Regions from separate parts of the Homo sapiens genome. Here region 2 is linked to region 1. A link is a loop called in an ENCODE intact Hi-C map of the cell type or tissue named here. Cell type or tissue: OCI-LY7. All regions are shown on one strand. Each heading gives the region's core, and the rest is flanking DNA. Links, peaks and the distances in the headings are about the cores only.

What was found. Peaks named below come from ENCODE experiments on the same cell type or tissue, not always from the same donor. Only the 100,000 strongest peaks of a DNase experiment are listed, where the experiment ranks them.
Region 2: a loop joins it to region 1, with 2.1 times the contacts of the local background. A loop is called at or near these places in 8 of 110 quality-filtered maps.

The regions. Positions count from the first base shown.
Region 1 is chr15:52,666,640-52,678,505 of GRCh38, forward strand. ATOSA (atos homolog A) reads right to left here. Exons shown (of 13, transcript NM_001385016.1): 2 at 11,367-11,483. The coding sequence starts at 11,382. Among named protein-coding and RNA genes, the nearest start is that of ATOSA, 6.8 kb to the right of the region's middle. RefSeq lists enhancers at 1,262-1,341, 4,953-5,454, 11,445-11,514, 11,645-11,784. In OCI-LY7, for the core only: no CTCF peak of the experiment used is centred there; no DNase peak of the experiment used is centred there; H3K4me3 peaks cover 2,073 bases; H3K27ac peaks cover 1,003 bases.
Region 2 is chr15:52,601,236-52,613,101 of GRCh38, forward strand. ATOSA (atos homolog A) reads right to left here. Exons shown (of 13, transcript NM_001385016.1): 4 at 10,340-10,542; 5 at 9,895-10,020; 6 at 7,333-9,148; 7 at 3,898-4,011. Among named protein-coding and RNA genes, the nearest start is that of ARPP19, 38 kb to the left of the region's middle. RefSeq lists an enhancer at 10,863-11,362. In OCI-LY7, for the core only: no CTCF peak of the experiment used is centred there; no DNase peak of the experiment used is centred there.

The DNA.
Region 1 (11,866 bases), core at 1,213-9,212:
TACACCACAAAGATATTAAAATGCATGCCAAGTGTTCATTCAACACTAAACATTTATTGAAGAGCCACTAAATGCCAGGTACCTGTCTGTGTATGGGGAAATGCAGCAGTGAACAAATGCCACTAAATCCCTTCCCTGCCCTCATGAAGCTTATATTCCTGTTGGGGAGAGGGGAAAAGAAATAAACACAGAATACCAGATTAAACAATGTAAGGACTATGAAGAGAGTAACGCAGAGTAAAGGGAGAATGAATTAGCTGTACTCTTTGAAGGATGGTCCGAGAAGGCTTCTTTGATGGCAGAAAGCCAAGTTAAAAAAAAAAAAGAGCCAGGAGACTTATATTCTGAGCGAAGATATCAAATATAAAGGCCCCAAAGTGTCAAATGTGCTTGTAGTGACTGAAGAATAACAGGACTAATATGGCTAGACTGCAGGGAACCTTGGAAATCACCAGGAAATGAGGTCAGTCAGCCTGAGACTTTAGGTTTAAAAATATAATTGTTTAATGTGTTATCAATGGAATAAAATCTGGGATTTCAACAATATTCACTTTTCTCTTTAATCCATTTTGCCTAAATACTTAAAAGCTAGAGGAAAAATCTACTAAAATATTAATTAGCTGTTCTATTTACATGATCTAATTTTTTATCATATTCTTATGGCATACTCCAAAACTTTTGTAAATGTTGTCTAACATCAGGGTCTAACTCCATTTCTGTAAAAGGAAGCAATGTACAACTTTAAAAGGCAATGTGACTAAAGATGTTATTGGAACAACTAGGAAAATATGAGTATAAACTGTATATTAGATATTAGTACTATGTAAGTATTAGATTGAATGCAGTAACTGTATTGCAGGTATACAGAAGAATACTTTTATTTTTAGAAGACACATGCAGTGGTATGGCCGTAAATGTTTAACGGCTGGCTCAGAGAGGAAAAAAGGCCTTGGTTTGTAGCACTGCCAATTTCCATGGTATAAATACCATTACCATGGCTGATTTCAAGTAACCAACTAGGTGAAGAGTTGAAATGAAATATACACAATCGGCTTTTGCAAGCCAGTACCTGCCAGCTGTAGCATACTGCTGGATACATGTTGTATCTGGGGCTGAAGTGTCAAGACATCTGCAACTTACACAAGTGGCCAACAGGTATATGAAAACATGTTCAACATTACTAATAACCAGAGAAATGCAAATCAAAACCACAATGAGATAAAACCTTACTCCGGTTAGAATGGCTGGAGACAAAAGAAAGACAAAAGAAAACAAGTGTTGGCAAGGATGTGGAGAAAAGGGAACAGTTACACATGGTTGAGACTGTAAGTTATTACAGCCATTACGGAAAACAGTATAGACATTCCTCAAAATATCAGAGACAGAACTACCATATCATCCAGCAGTTCCGCTACTGGGCATATATACCCAAAGGAAATGAAATCAGCATGTTGAAGAGATATCTGTACTCCCATATTTATTGCAGTATTATTCACAATAGCCAAGATATGGAATCAATCTGTGTCCATAAAGAAAATGTGGTACACACACGTGCGCACACACATAATGGAATACTATAGAGCCACAAAAGGAATAAAATACTGTCATTTGCAACAACATAAATGAACCTGGAGGACATCGTGTTCAGTAAAATCAGCCAGACACAGAAAGACACATACTGCATGATCTCACTTATGTGGAATCTTAAAAAAAAGCTGTTATCATAGAAGTAGCGAGTAGAACAGTGGTTTCCAGAAACTGGGTAAGGGGAAGGAGAGAATAGGAAGAGGTTGATCAACAGATACAAAATTACAGTTAGATAGGAGGAATAAATTCTGGTGTTCTACTGCATAGTAGGATGACTAAGGATAACCCTAAAGTATTATATATTATAAAATAGCTAGAAGAGGCTTTTGAATGTTCCCACCCACAAGGAAATCATAAGTGCATGAGGTGAAAGATATGCTAAATACCCTGATTTAATTATTTACACAACATATATATGTATTGGAACATCATACTGGACTTCATAAATATATACAATTGCAATGTGTCAACTGAAAAAAGTACCAGTTTGAAATAAACAAAAAGGCTTTGCATTAAAAATAGAAAAAAACAGACAACAAAACTCCATGTCTATCTAGCCCACCCACCCATCCCACCTACTTATATGGAGATAAAACAAAAGTTGTAAAATGGTCACAATTAATCTATGAAAAGGTAAATGGATGTTAATTGTAGTATTTCAACTTTTCTGTGGGTTTGAAATTTTTTTTTTTTTTTTGAGACGGAGACTCACTCTGTCACCCAGGCTTGAGTGCAGTGGTGCAATCTCGGCTCACTGCAAGCTCCGCCTCCCCGGTTCACGCCATTCTCCTGCCTCACTGTCCTGCCTCAGTCCTAGAGTAGCTGAGATTACAGGCGCCTGCCACCACACCCAGCTAATTTTTTTGTATTTTTTTAGTAGAGATGGGGTTTCACCATTGTTAGCCAGGATGGTCTCGATCTCCTGATCTTGTGATCCGCCCACCTCAGCCTTCCAAAGTGCTGGGATTACAGGCGTGAGCCACCGCGCCTGGCCTGAAATTTTTAATTATAATAATTGTAGAGCAAGCAAAGTAGGGTAACTTAGAGAAATCCTATGGTTAGTTCTTTCATAAAATGAATAATTTTTTGTATATCAGCATCCTTCTGTCAAACACACCAAATATGATATAGACCTTTAAAGTTATTTTAAGACCAAAATAAACAAAAAGAAGTTTGCCAATATCAAGGGCTAAAATTATACATTCTCTTACTGTTATAAATTTAAGTAGAAATGGCCAATGATCTCTCTCACAAACCATGATCTCTCTTCACAAAAGAAAATTGCTAATTTGATGAAAAATGTAAATGCACTTTCTAGATGTTAGGATAAAGTTTTACAAATAGCCTAATTTCAGATACTGACGCTAAATTAATTCCATTCAGGAATATACATTTGGTTAAGTGGGAAACCAAAATATGAAAACTTTAAATATTGTTTATTCCCAAATACAGATTGGTCATGTTCCCAAAGGGGATATGTTTAAGTCTGACCATTATTTAGGCTTAAATATTACTGACAAGCAATATGAGTTATGATTAGATTCCCAGAAGAGTCTACCAAAGGTTTCTTAACCTATAATGGCCATCTTGCAGCATCATGGAACAAATCTAAATTCTGGGTCATGGAAGCAGAAGGGCCATGCTCCAAGCACTGAATCAATCCTAGGTAATACTCTGAAACAAAGAAAAAAGCAGTTTTGGGCAACATCTCACCACTCTATTTTCCATCAGCCTCTTTCTAGTTCCCACCTCTGCCTCACTCTCTGCCCTGATGCTGCTCTAAACTGTTCATTAGGGTCTACTATCACCCAGAAATAGTGGGCTGTGTTCCAATTTGCCTACTTTCCCTCTCCATTGCATTTGCATTAAAGATTGGGTAGTTCAATGCTGGTTTTGACTTTTTTCTATGTTATTGTATATTTCAGAAGACAAGGTTGACAGTGACATAAGTGTCCATTGATCTTTCATGCTTGTTCCAACCAGTTTTCAAAACGGAGTTCTGAAACACTCATTTCCTCAGTGCAGCTGTTCCAAGCTGTGTATTCTTGTTAGCAGAGGAAACCATTTAGCAATCCCTACCCAGTGCTAGGCGTATGTTAAGTGCCAAACCATATGTTCTCAGTTTACCTTTCCCACAAGGCTTAAGGTTGACGGTATTAGAGCAAAAAACAAAACCGTTGTTCAGAAAGGCTATGTAATTTTTTCAAGGTAATTTGGCTGGTAAGTTCCGAAGTTAGAATTTCAATCCAAATTTGATCCTAAAAGCTTAGTGTCTTAACTTTTCTTGCATTATAGTACGCTGCTAAAAGGAAACCATTTAAACTAAAATATGACCATCATTTCAACAGTCCTCGAAAAATGTATAACTAAGTATACATTTATTAATCCAAGTGAATCTCTAGTTGGTATAATTTCTGTCAGGATAGCAAGAGGAAACTAAAAGTAATAAAATCCTCATACTGTGTGAATAGCACCAACTAAGATGCAGCTGGCTGTATTTGGGAAGACCTGGCCCTTTGCACATCTATACAAATAATCCTGCCCACAGAGTAAATTAGTCCACATTTATATAGCATCTCATGGCTTACTATGTTCTTTGACATATTATCTTAGTTGAAGCTCAGAAGCAACACCCTTAGCCAGCTACATCTTACAGATAAGTAAACAGGTTTGGGACTTAATCCAAGAATGGGTCCCAAATCTAAACTCTAAATCCTTTGAGTTTTTTTTCCATTAGTCTATCCGACTTGTACTTTCTTATATTCATAAACCTGAGGTTTACCAATTTGAACATACAGACATTCTCCCTCTCTCTCAGAAACAGCAATAGGAGCAAATTCAGCACAGGGGGTGGACATCAGAGAGCTTCTAGCAAATGTCTGTGTATGAATCATTTGTTAGACGTATATAAACTGGAAACCATTGTCACTAAATGGCTTTTGCCTACTTTTAAGATATTTTATAGTGTTTTAATTCAATAAGATATGATTAATTAAGAAATATAACCTTTATTTAAGTTATGGATAGTATCCTTAACTGTATTTTCAAAAAATTAAGTATAAAATTGTGATAACAGCCTAACAGTCATTAATTCAAACCAATCCCTAAATTGGCAGAAGTTCAGCTGGTATCAGTAAAACAATCAAATATTGCTACCCAGCTGCTCCTATTCCTATCTGCTCCACAAATACTGAGACATACAAGTCATTCTTTCATTTAACAAATATGTATTAAACACCTATGCACCTACCATGTACAAGACTGCCTACTAAATGATGGGAATACAGGTGTGAATAAGAGACAAGGTTTCCGGACTCACAAAACTTAAAATCTAGCTGTAGAGACAGACAATAAACAAAAGAAATTACAAAATGTGGTCAATGCTATGAAGGAAATACAGGCTGCTCAGACAAAGAATAACAAGGGACATCTCATTTAATAAATGACAGCAATTAACATTCACTGAGCACTTTGGATAGGGTAGTGAGAGAAAACCTCTCTGAAAAAATGACGGTTAAGTTCTATAACAAAAGAACAACAAGGAGACACCAATGTGATGACTGGGGAGAAAGGCTTTTTAGGCAGAAGGAATTTCGCATACCAGATCCTAAGTGGTAATCAAAAACCTAAAAGGCAGCTAGTGGGGCTGGATATGGTAAACAAGGGGAAGAGATGAGTATCTTTTACATGGAAAGGAAAATATGAGAAAGCTCAACTCAAATTATTGCTAGGAATTGTGGTATTACACATGGGCTCTTAGGCTAATATTTTGATTATCTGCTGGCATTTTTTACCTATTCCATCCTGTTTTACTTTAATAAGAGTCTGGGCCAGGTGCAATTCCTCACACCTGTAATCCCAGCACTTTGAGAGGCTGAGCCAGGAGGGCTGCTTGAGCCCAGGAGAATGAGAACAGTCTGGGCAACATAGTGAGACCCCATTTCTCAAAAAAAAAAAAAAAAAAAAAAGACAATTAGCCAGGCATAGTGGCGTGCACCTGTAGTCCCAGCTACTCTGGAAGCTTAAGCAGGATGATCTCTTGATCCCAGGAGTTGGAGGCTACAGTGAATTATGATTGCATCACTGTACTCCAGTCTGAGTGACACAGTAAGACCCCATCCCATGAAAAAGAAAAAGAAAAAGTCTAACATGAGGAACTCTTCTGATTTTTCACCTATTTGAGCAAAGATAGAATTAACTATTAACAAATTGACTTTGGTTTACCTACTAAGAAGTACTGTTTCCAAGTACTACAATTTTGCCTTTTCATTATCCAAAAAAAAAAAAACCAGTATTGTTAGTCTGAGTTTAATATTTCCAGTTTTTAAAATCCCCAGCCTCAAAAAGGGTGAAAACATTTTCATAATTAGATCCAAAGGCGAGAAAGGCAAAAGAATATAAATATTCTTTAACAACTAATTTTTTTCTATATTTGTTCACAATGCAGAAGGCTCAGACCCCATGGGTTTCTTCAGTTCTTGAAGAGAAAATCAATTTTTAAGTCACTCTCCTTATATACACATTTGCCTTTCAGTTCTGCCTTCCAATTATCTTTTTTTTCTCATTCTTCAAAGAAATGACAGGGTTTAGTCCACTGAATCATTTCCTTCTTACTGGATGACAGGCAAAAACATAGATGGGGTATCTCTACGTCAACCCCTTTAGTATCTGAATCTCAGAAGTTGTATCAAGCCATTGATTATTTGACAGCTACTGATGCCAAGACTCATCAACATAAATGGATGAAAGAACAACAGTAGCCAGCTTTTAACTTGTGATCACACTGAATATACAAAACATGCAGCTGAATTAGCCCCCTTTTGTCTTCCTCAGCTTTCACTAACTGACTGGTTTCTTCTTTAGAAAATGTCCAAAAATAATAGCAGTTTACATTTGAATGCTAAGTGCCAGCCACTGTTTTAAGCATATTACACACATTAACTTATTTAATCCTCAAAATAACCATGAGCTGAGGTACTATTACTTTCCCTATTGTAAAGATAAAGCTGAGGCAGAGAGGACAAGCAGCTTTCCAAGATCACAATACTTACCAAATACCTGTTTGGAGTTTTCCTCAAGTATTTTTAAACCACTTTGGTCCCAAAATCTTATGGTATTTTAACATTACTTACTGCTACCAGTCAGGGAGCTTAAGAGCATATGCTCAAGTTCACTTCACATTTGAGCTTGCCCTTTTATTAGCTGTGTAACCTTGGGTAAGTTACCAAACTTCTCTATGACTCAGTTTCGTTTATCCATAAAACAGAGATGACAATAGCATCTATTTCCTTGAGTATCTGTGAGGATTAAATGAGTTATATATGTGAAGTACTTAAGACAGTGCCTGGCACATAGTATGAACAAGTATTAGCTGTTGCTACTCATACTATCATGACCACCTCTACCTGGGAATTTAGCAAAAGGCCGCTTTATTTAATCTAGTCAGTATTTCTTCTCCAACATCTGCCATTTCTTTTGTTTGATTTACATCAACTAACAATGAACTATTCTTAGCAAGCAATGCACCTAATTGCTTTGCTACATTTTTCTAGTCCTTAACACTTCTTTCCTATTTCACCTGCCCAGGAGTGAATTGTTTGAGGTTAACAGGGTTGCATTATGCTATAGTTAAGTTCATAAGCCACTGAAATTCTAAGGCTAATGTCTAAATTTGTAATATAGCCAAATGGAGGAAAAAACTAAGCACTTCTCTATTTTAACCTCAAAAACAAAAACCACAAAATAGTGTGGTGTTTTGTTTGTGGAACAGATTTTGCACTACTAGTTTTAACTTAAAGATCAACAGCCTACAATGTTTTTAAATATGAATTAAAACAGTAGATTTAAATTACTAATTTATGATTTATTTTATAGGTCTTAATCTTTCATAGCAGTTTTGATTAAGCTCAGATATTAAAAATACAAAATTAGAAATACATTTAGAACATAACCTAATATGTTTTTAATTACCTCTACACTAAGACCACATTTTATTTATTTTTAAATAGAGATAGGGTCTTGTTATGTTGCCCAGGGTGGTCTCGAACTTCTAAGCTCTAAGCAATCAACCCTCCTCGGGCTCCCAAAGTGCTGGGATCACAGGCATGAGCCACCGCAACAGGCCGTGGACCACACCTTAGACTTCTCTTGAAACACCAGGTATTCAATATACACACAGGTCTAGAACCAGGTCCAAACTTGTACATCCTTGAGTCAAAGGTGGAATAACATTAAATTTTCCAGCTGCCCAGCTCTAGTCAGCTGTTAACATCACTTAAAAATCTAATTATTCCAGAAAGCTTAGTCCACCCATGTCATCCTCTACATATAGAAGCCATAATTGTAATAGCAAATGACAATATAAATACATTATACATATACTGCAAGTATCCTTCTGTAGCTTTTATATTTTCTCAGATAACTATATATTAAAAAATTATTAATCTGCTCGAGCCTTAGCAGTTTGAACACTATCAATGCAAAACAGAACAAAATAGCATTAGGTTATTAAACATTTCATTATTTATTTACCTTTGTTGAGTATATCTTGTAATTGACCAATATATAAGCATTTGTAATGCTTATATATAAGCTTATATAACCAGTATATAAGCATTTGTAATGCTTATATATAAGCTTATATAACCAATATATAAGCATTTGTAATGTTTATTTAACATAATAAACGATATTATTTATTTAATATCTGCTATGTGCCAAGCACGGTCATATTTCATTCTAACTGTGAGAAGTTGGAATTATTCCCATTTTACAGACAAGGAAACTGAGACTCTCAGAGATTATGTGATGAAGATTAGAGAGCAAGCAAGTAATGGAACAAGTATAAAAACACAGGTCTGCTAATGACAACATCTAAGACTCATCTTTGGCAGTGTTACCCAAGTAATGTTATATTATTGCTTAAAATTAATTTTTTTTACAGTACAGTAAAATACTATCGTACAGTAAAATACTATCGACTATTGTGAAATCTATCATGCTATACCATAACATCTTATTTCAAAGTACAGTAGAAACTCCTGACCTTCAGATAATTTTTTTCTATTGGCTATCAGTTTGTTTTTATGGAGGCTGTAGGGAGCAGAATTGACCAATGCTCCCCACACCTTCCATAAAAACAGCCAATAGAAAAAGAATTAAGGCATTTTTCCTGACCCCCACCTTAAACTTTTACAGTTAGCCAACCAACTACCACACCCAATCATGTACGATAAGAGGCTATTGTATTTATTTAGAAACTTTAACTCTTTGAAGCACAGCTGTCTTTCACAAAACTATAATCTGAGTCTCTACATTAAAATCCACACTTTACTCACACTCTGAATGAGCATCTGAGAAGTTCTCCTATTTATGTTCATCTTATAGAAAACTTAGTGTTAGGCCGGGCGCGGTGGCTCACGCCTGTAATCCCAGCACACTGGGAGGCCGAGGCGGGCGGATCACGAGCTCAGGAGATCGAGACTATCCTGGCTTACACGGTGAAACCCTGTCTCTACTAAAAATACAAAAAATTAGCCGGGCGTGGAGGCGGGCGCCTGTAATCCCAGCTACCGAAGGCTGAGGCAGGAGAATGGCGTGAACCCGGGAGGCGGAGCTTGCAGTGAGCGGAGATTGCGCCACTGCACTCCAGCCTGGGCGACAGAGCGAGACTCCGTCTCAAAAAAAAAAAAGAAAAAGAAAAAAAAAGAGAGAAAACTTAGTGTTAAGTACGGTTATCTAATTATCTAGCTCAGAGACTAAAAGCAGGAAAATTAAAAGGTGACAAGGATAAATATATTAACAACAAAAACTGTTGACAGCCAGGGAACATAAAAATCAGAATAAAAAAAGATAGGCTGAGATGGTTTAAACTAGAGACAAAAAAATCTCAAACCAGAAGCGTGAACATTTTTTAAATGTCTCCACATATCATGATTACAACTAAAAATATTTTGACGTTTAAAAAGTTTCAATTATCCAGAAAATTCATTTATATAGGATAGTTCTTTGGACACCAATGTAGTTTAAAAAAAAAAATGAAGTGTAACTGTTTTCTCGTTAAGAGTTGTCCATAACTCTGCCTTTCAAATTGCAGGTCATCATGACCCATTAATTGGTGAAGAAATCAATTCAATGGGTGGTGACAGCAATTTTTCAAAACGTGAAATAGAATAGAAAATACAACATTACATTGCGCACAGTAAGGGTAAGTACGTTTGTGAAAAGCTTATTTCAATATTTCTGTACTAGTTTGCTAAGTAAAAGATTACTTACACTGGTTTTAGTAAAAGAAAAAAAAAGCCATGGGTCTAAAGGTTTATGTTATTATTATGGAATATAATCACAATACTAAACTCACAATCCCATCATCTTTACCTGAGAATGCTAAAGAAAGCTACAATTTTTAAGGTGAAAACTTCTTTGGAAATCTTGATGAATAAATTTGTTTCCCCTAAAAATCTATATCAGTACGTAACTAAACATTTTATTGTGTTTAACACTAGTTTTGGCTGCAAATACTATTTTTAAAACTGCTTATGACTGTAAAGCAACTTTTCACAACAATTCAAAATAAATAGTGACTTTGATTTTATTTGCTTGTTTATTCTGAGAATCAATTACTAACCTTGGTGCCATTTTTCCAAAGTGATTGATGTAATCTAAAAATCTAAACTTGGCATTCTACACAAGGAACCTGCTCAGGAGCAATACACTTACTAATACTTGATACATACATAGCTGCTGCCTGATTGTATGTAATAGCCAACACCTAAAACTAATTTAAATCACTAAATTAAGTATGGTTTTCTCCAATTCCTTCTGGTGCATTTCAATAGACCTATTTTACCCAGAAAATTTGTCTAATCACTTTGAAAAAATATATGGAAAAACAACCAGTTTAATATATATAAATTTTAAAATAAGCATCTAATTCGTAGGATAAATTAACATTTCCAATCCTAAAGACTTGGATTTGGAAGGAAATCTGTCATCTAGTCCAGCCCCCTACCAAATAAAATAATCCCCACTTCACAATGTTCCTTGGAATCAAACTCATATCTGACTGAAAAGCTCTCACTACTAACCACTACTATATTAACATCTTCTAAAATTGGTTCTTGCCATTAATCAGAAGACTGATAAAGAATTACCTTGAAGTCCTTGAAAAGCAGTGTATATATTATTCTTATAAATCCTGAAAATACAGGTTTAGAAAAGAAGTGACATTTACTTATCACCAGGGATTTCAGTGGCCCAAACTGTCCATATGCTGGTATATTGAATACTGGAGTACTCTGCAAACTTTTGGAGTTTGCTTAAAGCACAAAAATCAACTAATCAAAGTAGTAATAAAATAACAGTTGTCAACTCAAGCTTAAGTTTTCTCTTCATTTTATCAAGTTCACATTCAAGTTTAAAAAGCTTATGAACTTCTTGAAAGTTGAAGTTAGATTGACTACCTAAAAACGAGCAAGTACAACTCTAAAATGATACCTGTATTGTGGCAACAGATACAAATACCATTCTTTACTTTCATTTTGAGATACACTAGAATCTCTCTTGAAGCTAGTGCTTCAGAAGCACTTTTGTAAAAACGCTTAACCTTCTCTTCCATATGCCTTTCTCTACCTCACCAGCTGGAATCTGTCACAAAAACAGATAATCACATATGATACAGAAATAGTTGATCCTACTGCAGAATTAGGTTAACACTTCTAAATTGAGGCATAGAAAAGAAGGGGGTGGGGGAACAAGCCCTACTTAAACAAATCATTTACCTCGGTCTGGCTTCATTTTCACATCCAATTTTCGCCCAGAGTGCTGTGAAATGCACCTGTGGGTTCTTTCAACAGGCTCGCCGCTGATTCTACGGCTTCTGCTTCGCTTTCAAAATGCTGAAAGAGACAAAAATAAAATTAATCTGGCCCTATTCTAATACCCGGACCTTGCAAGTAAACTACTGTTAAGTTAGGCCTCTTCCTGGCACCAACTGCGGTGACAGCACCCTCGGCTGGTCTGAAAAAAGCAAAACTCTCTGCACCGCCTCCCCCATCTCCTCCGGATCGAGCACCCCCTTCCCTGCCTCTGTGCTCTCCAGGCCAATGTGTCCTTCTGACACAGTCTCTGAACCAAAACAGGATCTATTTATAACCTGGAGGTACAGGCAAGAAGAAGAAAAAGATTTGAGCAACACAAACTAACCCCTTCGTACAAAAACGCCTCTGGAAACAGAGGCACCTCCGCAGGGCTGGTATGGAAATTCTTCCACCTGGTGCCT
Region 2 (11,866 bases), core at 2,666-10,665, 64 kb before region 1:
CTTTTTAAATGAAATTTAAGCATATCTTTGAAATATTACAACTTCTCCTATAATAGCTTATTTAAAATCATGCTGTTCATTACATATTGTTCTTATGTTATTTTATTAGTGTTGAAAAAACAGATGACAAATAAAAGCACTTTTACTAGGTTTTGATTTTTTAAGAAGCAGAAACATTTTTTTCCAAAACCAAACCCTGCATGGAATTCCAATATATAATATAAGGAACATTTTGCTTTTTTGTATACTTCTCTATTTTTTTGGGAGGTGGGAAACACTTCCAACTTAAAAAGGAAAAAAAAAAAAAAAAGAAAACCGAATAGAGATAGGAGCCTGAGGCCCCACCAGCACTGCCCACGCTTTGCCCATTCCACCTACTGCAACATTTCCAAGCATCCTAATGCTTTACAGAGAATAGATTTGAAAAGTACTATGCTCCTAGGTTTTCAACCATCACTGTATACCAGATTACATTTAAAGCAAAACACCACCTAGCTCAAAATATCCTAAAATCAAAGACCTAAATGTTAATTAAAGGTAAAATCATATACAAGTTAGACAGTTTTGTTTCTAGAATATTAAATATGTGTACCTGACTCTCTGGTCTAATTAGTGACTGAAGAAACAGATGACACTGAAAATTTAAACCACCTCGACATTTTGGAGAGTTGTACAAGTGTACCATGTTATTTACTGTAGTAAGAACTTATTGTGAAATTTTCAATCTAAACCCTCATGTCTTCAATTCTGGAAAGTTCTCTGCCTTCATTTCTAATATTGCATTTTCTTATTCTATTTAGTCCTTCTTTTTAAACTTCTACCAGACTTACATTGAACATCTCATTCTCTTTATGGCTTTTTCGTATTTTACTATTTCTCTTCCCTTTTGTGCTTCATTCTAGGTGCTTCCTAAATATTTGTCTACTCACTCACAAAATCTCTATTGAGCCGATCCTAGTTTGCTGTTTAATTCATCTGTATGTGTATGCATGTGTGTGTATACACTTCATGCATTTTTCATATCTAGAATTTCTATTTAGTTCAAATCCACATTCTTTCATCTAAATTCCCTATCTTTGCCTTCATCTATCTCCCAGAATACTTTAAACAGTTATTTTTAACTCTCAAATTGCTCTGATAACAGAGTTCCTATATGTGCATCCTCCCATTTCTTGCTCCTGCTGATTCTTTTAAGGTGCTTTGTAATTTTTTTTCCTCTAAGGTCATCTTCAGTAAGACGTATTTGCTATAAAAATAAATCCTCACTGCCCTGGGTTATAGATGTGGGATAGTTTCATGTTTCCCCTACTAATACTAGATGGATTTCATGGGTTCCAATTTAGTTTTTATGGCTATTTCTTAGCTAGACATCTCTGAATCTCATAGGTAGTATAAATTCAGAACCCCTACCATGTGTGGCTTAGATTTAGGTACAATTTCTTTCAGGTGCTTCTTTTTCTCCCATGTACTACTCCACCCGAGTAAATAGATGGATACATTTTCCCCCTCTCTCATTTATAGAAGGCCAGTCTTCCCTGTGCCTGGCTTTATGAAGAATCTGGTCTCAGATAAGATTGTTACAGACTTGCAGCCTTGATTCCTGTTCTCAGCAGGGGAACTGAACCCTAGTGCTATTTTAGGTTCAAATATCCTAGCGGACCAAAATTTGCCCCAGGTTACACCTTGGGAATTTTTCTTTCTTGCTCTTACATAACATTATGCATTTGGAAGTTATACTTCTTCCAGAATCTCTGTGTGGGGGAAGGGGCAAATGTCTTCCTGTATTGACTTAGTCTACCATATTGACCAGAAGTCTGTGGTGCTTTTTACACCAGCAAGACGCTGAAAATTTCTTCCCTGATCACTTGGGCATTTTAAATCACCTCTTAGGTAGGTCAAACATTTGGAGTTTTTATTTTAAAATGGACAAAAAAAATCTGAACAGACGTTTCTCAAAAGACAATATGCAAATGGCCAACAGATATATGAAAAAATGCTCAACACCACTAATCAGAGAAATGCAAATTAAAACCATAATGAGATGTTGTCTCACTCCAGTTACAATGACTTCTATCCAAAAGACAGGCAATAACGGATGCTGGCAACGATGGAACAAAAGGGAAACCCTCATACACTGTTAGTGGGAATGTAAATTAGTACAGCTACTGTGGAGAAGACTATGGAAGTTCCTCAAAAAACTAAAAATAGAACTACTATATGACCCAGCAATCCCACTGCTGGGCATATATCTTAAGGAAAAAAAAGGGAAATTAGTATATTAAAGAGATAGCTGCACTCCAATGTTTAGTGCAGCACCATTTGCAACAGCCAAGATATGGAAGCAACCTAAGTGTCCATCAATAGATGAATGAAGAAAATGTAGTATATACACAATGGAATATTATTCAGCCATAAGAGGAATGAAATCCTGTCATTTGCAACAATATGAATGAAACTGAAGGACATTATGCTAAGTGAAATAGGCCAGGCAAGAAAGACAAATATTCCATGTTCTCACTCATATGGGGGAGCTTAACAAACACATTTGAACTAATGAAGATAAAGGGTATAAGGATGGTTGCCAGAGGCTTGGAAGAGTTGTGAGGAGGGAGGGATAAAGTGGGAATGGTTAATGGGTTCAAAAACACTGTTGGACACAATGAATAAGATCTAGTATTTGGTAGCAAAACAGGGTGACTAAAGTTAACAATAATTTATCGTATATTTAAAAGTAAGAGTGAAATAGGAAGGTTCCTAACACAAAGAAATGATAAAGCCTTGAAGTGATAGATAATCCATTTACTCCGATTTGATTATTACACATTGTATGCCTGTATCAAAACATCACACGTACCCTGTAAATATATACAACTATTATGTACCCATAAGAATTTGAAAAAACATGGCCGGGCGCCGTGGCCCACGCCTGTAATCCCAGCACTTTGGGAGGCGGAGGCGGGCGGATCACGAGGTCAAGAGATCGAGAACATCCTGGCTAACACGGTGAAACCCCGTCTCTACTAAAAATACAAAAAACAACAAAATCCATTTGGAATTTTTTAAAGTTGTTTGGACTTCAACTTTTCTAAAATAGAAGACTGAGCTCCAAGTTATACATTTAAATTCTACATCTATTGTTCAATAATTATTTTTTGAACATACGCGAGATACTGTATTCTTTTAGTTACTAAAAAACACATACAACTAAAAATACGTTTGTGGCAAATTACACGGATTTTTAGTTCTGCTATACAATTTACTGCTTGCCTCAAGTTTAACTGAAATGGTAGCCATACCAACTAACTACTGACTGCTTACATGCAAGAGGGATGATACTAACCATCCTCACAACACTAAGGTAGACATTATCATCCTGATTTACATATGAGGAAACTGAGACTCCAAGAGATTGTGTTGCATAACTAGGGGGAATTCAGTGTGACTCCAAAGTGATGCTTTTAACCACTGCACTCAGATCTCTAAATCTATTAGTAATTGAGGAGTGGAGAGATTTATATGTCTCAAGATGATTAAGTGAAGGGATTCCAAATCAAAAACAGCAATAGTTTTAACTTGCAGATGACCCAGTTAGTGGTATCAGTAAGACACAAATCCACTTGATGGTTTTTGTTTTTTTCACATCTAGTAACAGTTACAATTTGAGGCAAAAGAATTTCAGATAAATTTTATAACTAATAAATTTCATTTTTATTCACATTTTTGTCTTTTCCTGTATTATCACATAGCTGTAAAATGTGTTATCAAAAAATAAAATGTTTCCTTACTGGAAATTTAAAGATATTTAAATTTTTTTCAATTAAAATTTGAATGAAATTATTTGTAAACCTTTCAGATGTATGTAAGTTCTAAGCATGAGATAAGAAAAAAAATGCTTACAGGGCTTGAAAGAAGAGGCAATCCAGTTTGAGGATGAAAGGCTCTGGTTGAAGTTCCATCCAAGGAATGAAAATTATGTTTTCGCCACACATTTGAATGTTTCAGTGTAGTCCTCTGTTAGGAAAATAATTAGATGTTAATTGTAATATTTAAATACCATTTAAAGAACTTGGACAGTGTTTTTGTTTTTAGACTCATTCCTAATACATTCTGAGGTATTGCTGGTGAAGCTGGTGATATACAGGTGGGATATCCCTTATCCAAAATACTTGGGGACTAGAAGTGTTTAGAAGTTTGGATTTTTTTTCTGATTTTGGAGTATTTGCATCATATATACTTTACTGGTTAATCACCCCAAATGCAAAAATCCCAAATCTGAAACATTCCGATGAAAATTTCCTTTGAGCACCTTGTCAGCAATCAAAAAGTTTGGGATTTTCGAACATTTCAAATTTGGGATGCTCAAACTGTGTATCTACATCTTATGTTTACACACAATATATATATACCAATTGGAAAACAATGTCTAAAATGGTTACTGTAATATGCTGAATAAATTAAGTTCTAAAGAAAACATGTCCAAATGTAAATGCTTTATATGGTCATATTTGTTCAGAATTTATCATCTAGCAAACTAATACCTGATTATTTCAATTTGTGAAAAAACTACTATGGTAGTCCCCTCTTATTCTCAGGGGATATATTCCATGAACCCCAGTGGATGCCTGAAACCACGTGTAGTACAAAACAATATATATATTTTTTCCTATACATACCTATCCTAAAGTTTAATTTATAAATTAGGTACAATAAGAGATTAATGATAATAATAAAATACAATTATAATAATATGCCATAATAAAAGTTATGTGAATGTAGTCTTTCTCTCTTTCAAAGTATCTTATTGTACTGTACTCACCTATTTTGTGACCTGGTTGACCATGAGTAACTGAAACCATGGAAAGGAAACCGTGGATAAGGGGCGACTACTGTACTCACAGGAAAAATTCATATAATATTGTAAAATATAAAACTATGTCAATATTAAGAACCATTTTCAGATGATATAATTTGGTGGAACATGATACAGAAATATAAGAAACACTGTAAATTAAAAATTATATATAATGCAGTCACAGCACTATGTTTTTGACGTGATACAAGAAACAGGCTAATTCTTAAGGACTGGAGAAGTTTATACCCAAAGATCAGAAATTCATAAAAATTACATGAATAAAAATTATAAAAGACTATTCTGGGTCTTGGCTCTACCATTTATTAGCTTTGTGACCCTGGCAAGTTTTATAGTTTCCCTAGCTCAAGGTCCTCATTTGTAAACTGGAGTTAGTAAAAGCACCTACCTTCATATCAAAGTGAGAGGGATTAAGTAAGCCAACATGTGTAAAATATTCAGAAGGGGCACACAGTAAATTGTTTATTACATTTAAAACAGGTACATGAAAAAAATGAACCTTAGTGGGCTTGAAAAATATCACGGCCAGATTTAAGCCTCCCTATTAGATAACAGAAAAGATCATAAGAACCGAACATTCTTAAGGCCAGTGTAGGTTTTTGTGACAATTATACTTTTAGAAAATTGGAAACTACCATTTGATTAAACCCCATGTTAGAGCGAGATCTTCTGAAGAAAAATATAAACTGGAAACATGGCAAAATTTTAAAACTCTGTCCAGGAAAGCTAATTTGAGTGATAAAGAAGACAAACTTAGGTCATTTAGACTTGGATCAAGGTACTTCAGAAGAAATTTTCCATATAATTGAGATACTGCTTGGAAAAGTAAAGGAAAGTGAAGCCTAATGATTTTTAGAAATTAAAAGGTGGTTTGGTAGGAAATCAAATGAAATGAAAATAACTTAAAATATCTTTTATGTATATAGTACATTAAGGTCTACAAAATATTTATAAATTGTTTGATTATCACCACTCTAAGATAGGCAAAAGAGATTAATCATGAGTCTTGTAAAATTGAGGAAACAGGTTTTTATAAGTAATACGACTTATTTACGGTCACTTAAGGCCTAAACTATGAAGCCAGGACTAGAACTCAGGTGTTTTGACCAGTAACTTGGTGGTTTCCCTATAGACACTTTGAAAGTCATTAACTGACCAATGGCATAGCACAATGGGCACACCGCTAATATTGGGTCTGACCTGCTAACAAATAATACATTAAGCTAATACAAATTTGATTTCTGACTGTTTTTGCTCTAAGAATTGTTTATAAGTACTGAAATAAACAAAAAAGGGCAACAGGAGGAATTAATTCATTTTCTAAACAAGAGGAATGAACCAAGGACTTGTACAGTCCACAAATTTGTCCTTGATTATTGTGAGGTAGTAGAAAGGAGCCTGGATTAGGAGTCAAGAGACTGGGGTGGGGGCGCCAGTTGAATCACTAAGGACTTTGTACAGCTACTGGTATGTCATTCTCTTTGAGTCCTAGTTTCCTCATAACTGTCCTACCTGTCCCATATGGTGAAGTATCAAAAAGAACCAAGTACCCTATTAGGTTGGTGCAAAAGTAACTGAGGTTTGCCATTACTTTCAATGGCAAAAACTTCAACTACTTTTGCAGAAACCTAATATGTAATATAACTGAACGTTATATACAAGCAATATACAAAATCCAAGTAGTATTTTATAAATATTATATAGTATTCATTCTCTTGAAATTACAAATCAAATATTAAAAAGCTGAGTGCTTCTGTTTTGGTTGGTTGGTTTTTTTCTGTTTCTGTTTTTTTGAAACAGGGTCTCACTCTGTTGCCCACACTGGAATGCAGTGGCACAATCATAGTTCACTGCAACCTTCAACTCCTGGGCTCAAGTGATTCCCCCACCTCAGCCTCCCAAACAGTTGGGCCTACAGGCATGTACCACCATGCCTGGCCAATTTTTATTTATTTATTTTTTTTTGTAGAGACAGAGTCTCACTATGTTGCCCAGGCTAGTCTCCAACTCCTGAGCTCAAGTGATCCTTCTGCCTTGGCCTCCCAAAGTGTTGCAATTATAGGCTGTGAGCCATTGTGCCTGGCCTGGGTGCTTCTGACTAGAAGAAAAAGAGGCCTTTAAGATGGGGGAGCAGGGGGAGAACAGAGCTAAAAGACCTAAATAATAGACCTAACATGTCATGAAAACAATTACTGTCCTATTAACAGTTTTTTAAAAAGGTACCACTTCCTATTTTTTAAACAGCATGATCTTTATTTCCTCCATTTACTTAGCATTTGTTCTTAGGAGAGTGGGTTATTTGCAAGGATGTTAATACTAGTTCTGTAGGTTTATTATTCTATCAGACTGTGTGTCCTATAGATAATGGAACCTTGGGCCTTTATAACCAGATCTCCTGTGAACAAAATTTAAACCATAACAAATATTTGAGACTTACATTTGACATATTAGATGTTACTTACCAATACCTCTGTATTTTTTGGTTGCTCACATGTAGACAAACAGTCTTTTATACTTCTTCTCTGAGAATAGTTTTGGGATTTTTCATTAGTTGGATCTTCTTGCTTATCTTGTTCATTTTTTAATTGGTCTGACTTTTTACATTTGAAACCTTCATTATCTTTATTGAGATAATTCTCTATGCTATTAAGTTGAGTATTTTGCTCACATGTCTTAGGCCTTTTTGAGTCTTTATTTGAGGACATGCTTTCATATTTGTTCAAATATTCAGACATTTCCAACACAGTAACTTTTATTTTTGAGTCATTTTTTTTGGAATCATCAGACTGAAGATTGCCAAAGAATTTTGGATTATAGTTCTCATTTATTATTTTTTCCTTATACTTATTTGTACAAATCTGTTTGTCAATAGTGGTGCAATTTGAATACTGTTTATCAATTCCATTGCTCATTTCTTGCTCCTTGAATCTGCTTGTCAAATCTAAGTTATTTTCTTTGTGCTGAGACAAAATTGAGGAAGTTGATAAACTAGAACTTTTGTTCTGTGTCTCCTGATACGTACTTTGGATGATTTCACTAGGATTGTTCTGACACTGATTTCTTGTTTGATGTTTCAAAGAACACTTTTCTTTACTATTATTTTTAAAAGAAGTAAAACATTTATTAGGTACTAAGTTTTTCCCATCACTGATGTCTCCTAACAAGGAACATTTTGTGTGAGAAATGGAAACTGAGGACTCATCCTTATTTTTCTTCAACAAATTTTTGTCTTCATATGAACTCCTAAACACTTTAGATGCAACCGAACTGGAGTCATGCATGTTGAATGACTGCCGGGGGATATGTGATGCTGTTGGATCAATGTGCTCCAAGTGTTGAGCAATCCTTGCAATAACATCTTGCCGCTCCTGGAGTAAAGAGCCTATCAAAGGATTAGTCTCTCCAACAGGCATATGAGAATAAAAGTCATTAGAAATACAAGTTTCACTTCGAGGAGTTTCTGGTTTTAGTCGAATTTTCCCCTCATTGGTGTCTTCTGGGGAACTAAACTCTGGACTACCAAAAGTCATGGAGAAAGCTTCTTTACCTTTTCCCACGTTCTCATTTTCTTGTGAAACCCGGAAAAGTTTTGAATGGAGTGAACTAGACTCTTGAGTATTAAATGGACGTCCAGAAACATGTGAAGTGCTTGGATCACAATGAATCAAATGTTGGGCAATTCTTGCAATGATTTCTTGCCGCTCCTGAATTAAAGAGCCTATTAAAGGGTTAGTCTCACCAGCTGACTGCCAGAAACTCTGGCGGTTAGAGATACTGGAATCAACCATTGAAAATGATTTTAAAGTTCTCACTGATGTTTCTTGTGATTTTATATCACCTATACCACTAAAGCCTAGAATATTGGCTTGAGATGTCCCATGGTCAGATTTACTGCCAGTGCCTGGATATAGTTTGATATTTTTGACAGCTGCAGTATATTCTGGACTTGGGCCACTTTTTGCATGTAACACACTTTCAGGTGCCATGGTCCAAGTTTGTTTGCTACACAGACGCTGTGAACTGTTTGTACCACATTGTTCTGCTTCATTTGGGTTATGGTGCTGATGAGTTTTAAGTTTATGTTGTTGAATTCTTTTCTCATAAAGGCCAATATTAGTGTGAATACTGCACGTCAAAACTGGATAATTAGATTGTCTGGGCAAGGACTGAACACTGACTTTCAAGGCAACATTGTGAGAAACATTGGGAACAGGAAACACATGCTCAATTGGAGTCTGTGAAAAATTCCACTGTAGGTCTACATCAGCAGCACTGATTCTAGAATCACACAGAAAAATACTGTATTATTGGATTATAAAGGTTAGATCCTTATTATTGTATATTATTTTAAATGTAAAGCAGTCATACACTTATTTTTGTTTGCGTTAATTACCACTGAGGTTTACTTTTAGCCACTTTACCATGCATATAATTCTGATAAAACCAATGTAAGTGATATAATAGCTTATGCTTGGAAGAGATGATCTTTTTAAGAACACCAGATCACTTAAGCATTAAAGCTCAAGAATATTATAACTTAAAAATATTTGTTAAAACAGAAAAAAGGACTTTGTAATTGCTAGCACATAAATGGATTCAGCTAATTCCATTGTGCAAGGTGATTAAGAGACACCCTATCTCATGGCCATCTGCCTAAAAAGCCAGTTAGCTGTTTAGCAGCCTATATGTTTACATTATCCAAGATGCCAAAAATTAAGTCAAACATAAAAATTCAGCAGCTCAGAAAACTTTTCTACTTTATAATAGCAGCATTAAGTCCATTGGTTCTCTAAAGTAAGCTTAAAAGTTCTCTTGATATTATTCATACCAAATTTAATACAACAAACAAAATTCATATTGAGTCAATCCAAATCTCTCTAACTTGTTTTGAAAAACCTCAGTAAATTTTATCCACTTACATTTAGAATTGCAGGAAATAATCTATTTAAAAGGTAAAATGCCATTCGGTTGCTAACCAAGGTGGCTGAATACGCACTGTCCTTTTTTTTTGGCCCTAGACATACCTGTAGAGAATATTTCGTGGAATAGCACCATGAGAAACACTCAGCCATGCACTTAACTGAGAAAAAAACACAAATGAGCGGACAGCCAACAGAAGCGTCTTCTCTTCAATAAATCGGTCACCATTCCTAAGGAAGTAACAAAGCATAATTTAAATGTAGGCAAGTACAAAATGACTGAATTTTAGAATGGCAGAAGCTGAGATCCATAAACTTATCACTCAGGATTTGTGCTTTGAAGAGCATAGGAATACACTTACGATGTCACTTGAAGTCACAATTACTAAATGCAAGTACTATATTTACTCATTTTAGTGCCAAATATAAATACTATCTCAATTTTATTACATAGAGGAATTCAAAGACATGATACATTAAAATAATTTATAAGAAGTAATGGAAAACTTGATTTACCAAGAACAACTTTGAACTACGTTCAACAACTTACTGTCGAGGAACTGGCTCCAAGATCCATCTTTCTAATAATAATGCATCTTGCTTAATCGCAGGATCATTTAGATCAATTCCCTCTGTGGTGGGCCCATCATCGCTGTAGCAGCAGTCTGGTAGTAGCATCATTTCCACCATGATTGGAAGGTTATTCTTCCACAACAATGTGACCTCAGACCTAGTTCGTCTGGCTTGGCGGCACTTAGAGAAAATGAATATAAGCAAAATGTCTCAAAAACCCACCTAATTTTGTGTTTAAAATAGAAAATTATCATTGTAAAGTAGACATCTGTGTGAGAAATGAGTCAGCTATTGCAGAGCTTTGCTCAGAATTGGCTATCTAGGTTTCCTCATTTAATAACGGATCTATGCTTAGTGAGCTCTAGAGTGCAAGGATTAGTAATGAACATTTATTTTATTTTTTTTGCGACTGAGACTTGCTCTGTCGCCCAGGCTGGAGGGCAGTGGTGCAGTCTCGGCTCACTGCAACCTCTGCCTCCTAGGTTCAAGCGATTCTCCTGCCTCAGCCTCTCAAGTAGCTGGGATTACAGGTGCCCGCCAGCACGCCAGACTAATTTTTATACTTTTAGTAGAGACAGGGCTTCTCCATGTTGGCCAGGCTGATCTCAAACTCCTAACCTCAGGTGATCTGCCCACCTTGGCCTCACAAAGTGCTGGGATTACAGGAATGAGCCACAGTGCCCCTGCTGTATTGAACATTTATAATGCAAATTTTCTTGAGGAGTGTATCTTTGCTCTACCTTGTGGAAAAAGAACTGCTACATCCAATGTCTGACAGGCCTCTGAGTTGGCCCAGCCTTGCCTACTTTATTAATTTCATCATTTCACAGGAAAGATTACTTCTTAAATCCGAACACCAAAATATTAAAAACTCATTTTCATTAAACGCTCAAAATAAACAAGATCTTTTTTTTTTTTTTTTTTGAGATGGAGTCTCACTCTTGTCTCCCAGGCTGGAGTGTAATGGCACCATCTTGGCTCACTGCAACCTCTGCCTCCTGGGTTCAAGCGAATCTCCTGCCTCAGCCTCCCGAGTAGCTGAGATTACAGGCACCCACCACCACACCCAGCGAAGTTTTGTATTTTTAGTAGAGATGAGGTTTCACTGTGTTGGCCAGGCTGGTCTTGAACTCCTGACCTCGTGATGCACCCTCCTCAGCTTCCCAAAATGCTGGGATTACAGGCGTGAACCACTGCGCCCAGCCTCAAAATAGACACGATTTTTAGAGTTTACAATTTTGGATCACATTTGAGAAACTAATAAGTGGGAGAAAAATTCTTAAAGCAAATTATATGCTACTACACCAAAATATTTTGAACAATGTTACACAAAAACATTAACAAAAAATATCTTCCCATTTAAAAAAAAAAAGGAATACAAAAGGGAAATTGGTTAATGCAGGGAAAATAATCATAACAACATCAATTTACCAAATGAATAACAACACAAAGTGGATGAGCCAGGGCTGAGATTCTCAAAATAAAGCAGACGGGGCGTCCTGGC